2 separate regions of the Homo sapiens genome follow, and region 1 is linked to region 2. A link is an interaction called in ENCODE POLR2A ChIA-PET data of the cell type or tissue named here. Cell type or tissue: Panc1. All regions are shown on one strand.

The links. Peaks named below come from ENCODE experiments on the same cell type or tissue, not always from the same donor. Only the 100,000 strongest peaks of a DNase experiment are listed, where the experiment ranks them.
Region 1: POLR2A ChIA-PET joins it to region 2 with 11 read pairs; 3 of 35 experiments call an interaction of 5 or more read pairs at or near these places.

Annotation. Positions count from the first base shown.
Region 1 is chr19:54,034,863-54,037,362 of GRCh38, reverse strand. No RefSeq gene overlaps it. Among named protein-coding and RNA genes, the nearest start is that of VSTM1, 28 kb to the left of the region's middle. RefSeq lists an enhancer at 903-1,478. In Panc1, no CTCF peak of the experiment used is centred here; a DNase peak (open chromatin) is centred at 1,345; H3K27ac peaks cover 881 bases.
Region 2 is chr19:53,759,853-53,762,352 of GRCh38, reverse strand. MIR516A2 (microRNA 516a-2) reads right to left here and starts at 1,220; the gene lies at 1,131-1,220. MIR519A2 (microRNA 519a-2) reads right to left here and starts at 9; the gene lies at 1-9. The region is part of intron 1 of LOC124904766 (a long non-coding RNA gene); the gene reads right to left. It also overlaps the pseudogene RNU6-1041P. In Panc1, no CTCF peak of the experiment used is centred here; no DNase peak of the experiment used is centred here.

The DNA of each region.
Region 1 (2,500 bases), 280 kb before region 2:
TTTCACTATTTCTTCTACCGCTATCTACTATGAACTTCAAAGAGGAGCCAGGAGTACGGGAGGAGCATGAAAGTGGACAAGGAGTGTGAGCACTGAAGCACAGCACCACAGGGAGGGGTTTAGGCCTCCGGATGACTGCGGGCAGGCCTGGATAATATCCAGCCTTCCACAAGAAGCTGGTGGAGCAGAGTGTTCCCTGACTCCTCCAAGGAAAGGAGACTCCCTTTCACCGTCTGCTAAGTAACGGGTGCCTTCCCAGACACTGGCGTTACCGCTTGACCAAGGACCCCTCAAGCGGCCCTGATGCACGCGTGACAGAGGGCTCACCTCTTGCCTTCTAGGTCACTTCTCACCATGTCCCTTCAGCACCTGACCCTATACCCGCCGGTTATTCCTAGGTTATATTAGTAATGCAGCAAAGAGTAATATTAAAAGCTAATGATTAATAATGTTTATAATAATGATTGATAATTGTCCATGATCATCTCTACATCTAATTTGTATTATGACTATTCTTATTCTATTTTCTTTATTATACTGCAACAGTTTGTGCCTTCAGTCTCTTGCCTCAGCACCTGGCTAATCCTCCACCCACACATTCCCCCATGCCGTTCTCATGGTAGTGAACAAGTCTCAGGAGAGCTGAGGTTTTTATAACGGGTTTCCCCTTTTGCTTGGCTCTCTCATTTCTCTGTCGTCTGCCACCATGTAAGATGTGCCTTTCACCTTCTGCCATGATTGTGAGGCCTCCCCAGCCATGTGGAACTGTAAGTCCGTTATACCTCTTTTTTAAAAAGTAAACTGACTGGGCGCAGTGGCTCACGCCTGTAATCCCAGCACTCTGGGAGGCCGAGGCGGGTGGATCATGAGGTCAGGAGATCGAGACCATCCTGGATAACACAGTGAAACCCCGTCTCTACTAAAAATACAAAAAATTAGCCGGGCGCGGTGGCGGGCGCCTGTAGTCCCAGCTACTCAGGAGGCTGAGGCAGGAGAATGGTGTGACCCCGGGAGGCGGAGCTTGCAGTGAGCGGAGATCGTGCCACTGCACTCCAGCCTGGGTGACAGAGTGCGTCTCAAAAAAATAAATAAATAAAAATAAAAATAAAAATAAATTACTCAGTCTCAGGTATGTCTTTATCAGCAGTGTGAAAACAGACTAACGCAAACTTCTTCGCTCCCCCTCCCCTCACTACACAGTCCCAGGTTGCAGTGTGGAGGCCACATAGGGAGTAGCAAGGTGGGGAGGAGTGTCTCTTTGTTTTCTTGCCACAGAGAGTCATTCTTTTTTAAGCTTGGGAGTTCTTGGTGGCCATCTGTCTCGCCATGTGGAGGAAGCCAGTCTTTATGGAGAAACACAAAGATGACTCAGGGAGCATCCGGGAAGCGGGAGTGAGTAACAGTGCTTTCAGCTTTTGTTTTCTTGGTTCTAATTGCTTCCAAAGCTCAGCATTCCTTCACTCCCTGCAGTTTTCTTGCCCAATCCTTCTTGAACCAAAAAAACCCAAAAAGTCCTCCTTTGATTCTAAGCTATTCTGAGAATGGATTTTGTTTTGATTGAAGGGTCCTGGCAAACATTATTAAAATGGGTGGCCCTAATGGATATCCTTTATGGACATCTATGCTGGTAGTCACACTCACTGAATTACCATAGTGAGGACTCAGCTCTGATTTTTTTTTTTTATCTTGCCCAGATTCTTATCTAAGGGGTCTGGGGTCTCATGCCCTACAAACCATAAATTCTCATCAGATGGGTTTTATTTAGCCCTATATATCGTGACTTACTTTCCAATCTGACTCTGGCATAACATTACCTAACAAAGAAGAAAATAAAAATATTTTACCCCAAAACATGTTTCTTTGCCATATTTTTAAATGGCCCTGCAAAGCTGTCCTTGGTGGGGGGGAATATTTGCATATGTAAAGGATCTCTGTTAACATTGCTAGATCTTTTTCCTCCAGGACCTCCCAATCCTGAGGAGGTTAACTGAGAATCTAGCAACTTTTGAAGGTCTGAGTAGGAAACATTTGTCATCTATTGTCTCTAAGGGCAGCCACTATAAGACTTCAAAAGAACCTTGGTCTCCACAATCTTTTATCTTAACCTGAATATTTCCTCTCTATTAATCCCAGGTCTTTAGACAAACTCAACCAATTGTCAACCAGAAAATGTTTTAATTTACCTAAAGCCTGGAAGGCCCTGCCTCCTTCAAATTGTCCAGCCTTTCTGGACCAAACCAATGTATTTCTCAAATGTGTTTGATTGATGCCTCACGCCTCCCTAAAATGTATAAAACCAAGCTGCCCCCCGACCACCTTGGGTACATGGTCTCAGGACCTCCTTAGGGCTGTGTCAGGGGCCATGGTCATTATCATATTTGGCTCAGAATAAATCTCTTCAAATATTTTATAGAGTTTGACTCTTTTTGTCAACAAGAGTAAGTCTTGATATGTGATACGATCTGAGGGAGGCTCGGATCCACAGCTGGGGTTTGGACAG
Region 2 (2,500 bases):
AGCCTGAGATCTTCTTGCTCCGGCACTGTGGATTTTTTGTTGGAATCTTCCTTGACCAGGTCAAAATGGACACAAAAATAAAGATGCATTTATTGGCCCTGTTTGCGTGTTTTCTGGAATCCAGAGCATAAATCCCTAAAAGGACCATTTCCAGTTCCTTGCTTCAAAGAATCAGCAGGTTAGTCCTGTTCATCAAGGGGCAATCCTCCTGTGTTTTGTCTCCAGAAAGAAAAAGCAATGCCTACTAGATATATATTATATTTGCACAAGAGGATTAGGCTGGATTTCTAGAGAACAGCAAATGGACTCTGAGCCAAGTCTTCACTTGCGTTCCAGTACAGGGACACACAGTCCCCATGGAGGCACCCAAAATGGAATCGAAGATGTTGAAGAATATACATTGTCACACACACAAACATCCTCCAGGACAGACCACAGGCGAGGCCATAAAAGCTCCTTAATAAAATTTGAGCAGAAACACACAAGTAAGAGTAGGGCACGGTGGCTCACACCATTAATCACAGCAGTTTAGGAGGCCCAGGTTTGAGGAGTACTTGAGCTCAGGGGTCCGAGACCAGCCTGGGCAACATGGTGAAACCTCATCTGTACAAAAAATACAAAAGTTAGCAAGGTGTGGTTGTGCATGCCTGTAGACAGGTATTCAGGAGGCTGAGGTGGGAGGTGGAGGTTGCAGTGAGCCAAGATCGCACCACTGCCCGACAGCCTGGGTGACAGAGCCAGACTCTGTCTCAAAAATCAATCAATCGATCGACAATAAAAATGCAAAAATTAGCCAGGCGTGGTGGCACATGTCTGTAACCCCAGCTGCTCGACAGGCTGAGGCAGGAGAATTGCTTGAACCCAGGAGGCAGAGGTTGCGGTGAGCCGAGTTCCTGCCACTGCACTCCAGCCAGGGCCACAGAGCAAAGAAGACTCTATCCCGAAAAGAGGGCCACTTGAACCCAAGAGATCTAGGTTAGAAGTGCCACCGCACTCCAGCCTGGGCAACAGATACCTTGTCTTAGATAAAAAAATAAAACAAAAACAAAACCCCACCATTATCCATGTCTGATGATCAGCACGCTCTGCAAATGTATTACCAAGATCAGCGTCAACTTCGACGTTGCTTTTCTCAAACCGTAACCCTCTGAAAGGAAGCACTTTCTTTTCTTTCAGACAACAGAAAGTGCTTCTTTCCTCGAGAAGGTCACAACCTGAGATCTTCTTGCTCCAGCACCGTGGGTTTTTTTTTTTGGAATTTTCCTAGATCAAGTTAAAATGGACGAAAACATAAAGATGCATTTATTGGCCCTGTTTGCATGTTTTCTGGAATCCAGAATATAAACCTCTAAAAGGACCATCTCCAGTTCTTTGCTTCAAAGAATCAGCAGGTTAGCCTTGTTCATCAAGGGGCAATCCTCCTGAGTTTTGTCTCTGGAAGGAAAAAGCAATGCCTGCTACACATACCTTATATTTAACCAAGAGAATTGGGCTGGATTTCTAGAGAAGAGCAATGGATTATGAGCCAAGTGTTCACTCAAGTTCCAGTACAGGGACACACAGTCCCAATGGGAGCACCCAAAATCAACTCTACGATGTTGAATTGTCAAACACACAAACATTCTCTAGGATAGACCACAGGCTTGGTCATAAAAACTCATCAAAATTTGAACCTAAATCACAAGTACCGATGGGGCATGGTGGCTCACACCTCTAATCCCAGCACTTTAGGAGGCCAAGACAGGAGAATCACCTGAGCTCAGGAGTTCGAGACCAGCCCCGGCAACATGGTGTAACCCCATGTGTACAAAAAATACAAAAGTGAGCCGGGTGTGGTGGTGCATGCCTGTAGACACTAATGCAGCAGGCTTAGGTGGGAGGCGGAGGTTGCAGTGAGCCGAGAACGCACCACTACACTCCAGCCTGTGTGATAGAGCTAGACCTTGTCTCAAAAATAACCAACCAAACAAAATACACACACACAGAAACAAAAAATACCCAAGTTGATATCAGAGTATTCTCTGTATTTAGAACAGTATTTTGTGTCTATATGATATTTTATATATAAAGAATATATGATAAAATATACATTATATATGTTTGAGACTCTGTCTCAAAGTTCCATATATTATATGCTCACAGGAAGAATAATTCCTACACATGAGTGCTTGCTTTGGCAGTGCACATAAAAAAAATTGGAATGACAGAGATTACCCTGGCCCCTGCACAAAAGTGACATCCAAATTCATGATGGTCTCATATTTATCTATTTATTTTTATCTATTTAATTTCATTTTTATTATTTATTTTATTTTTGAGATGGAATCTTGCTCTGTGGCCCAGGCTGGAGTGCAATGGCATGGCTTCAGCTCACTGAAATCTCTTCCTCCTGGGTTCAAGCGATTCTCCTGCCTTAGCCTCCAAGTAGCTGGAAATACAGATATACACCACTGCACCCAGCTAATTTTTGTATTTTTAATAGAGATGAGGTTTTGCTATT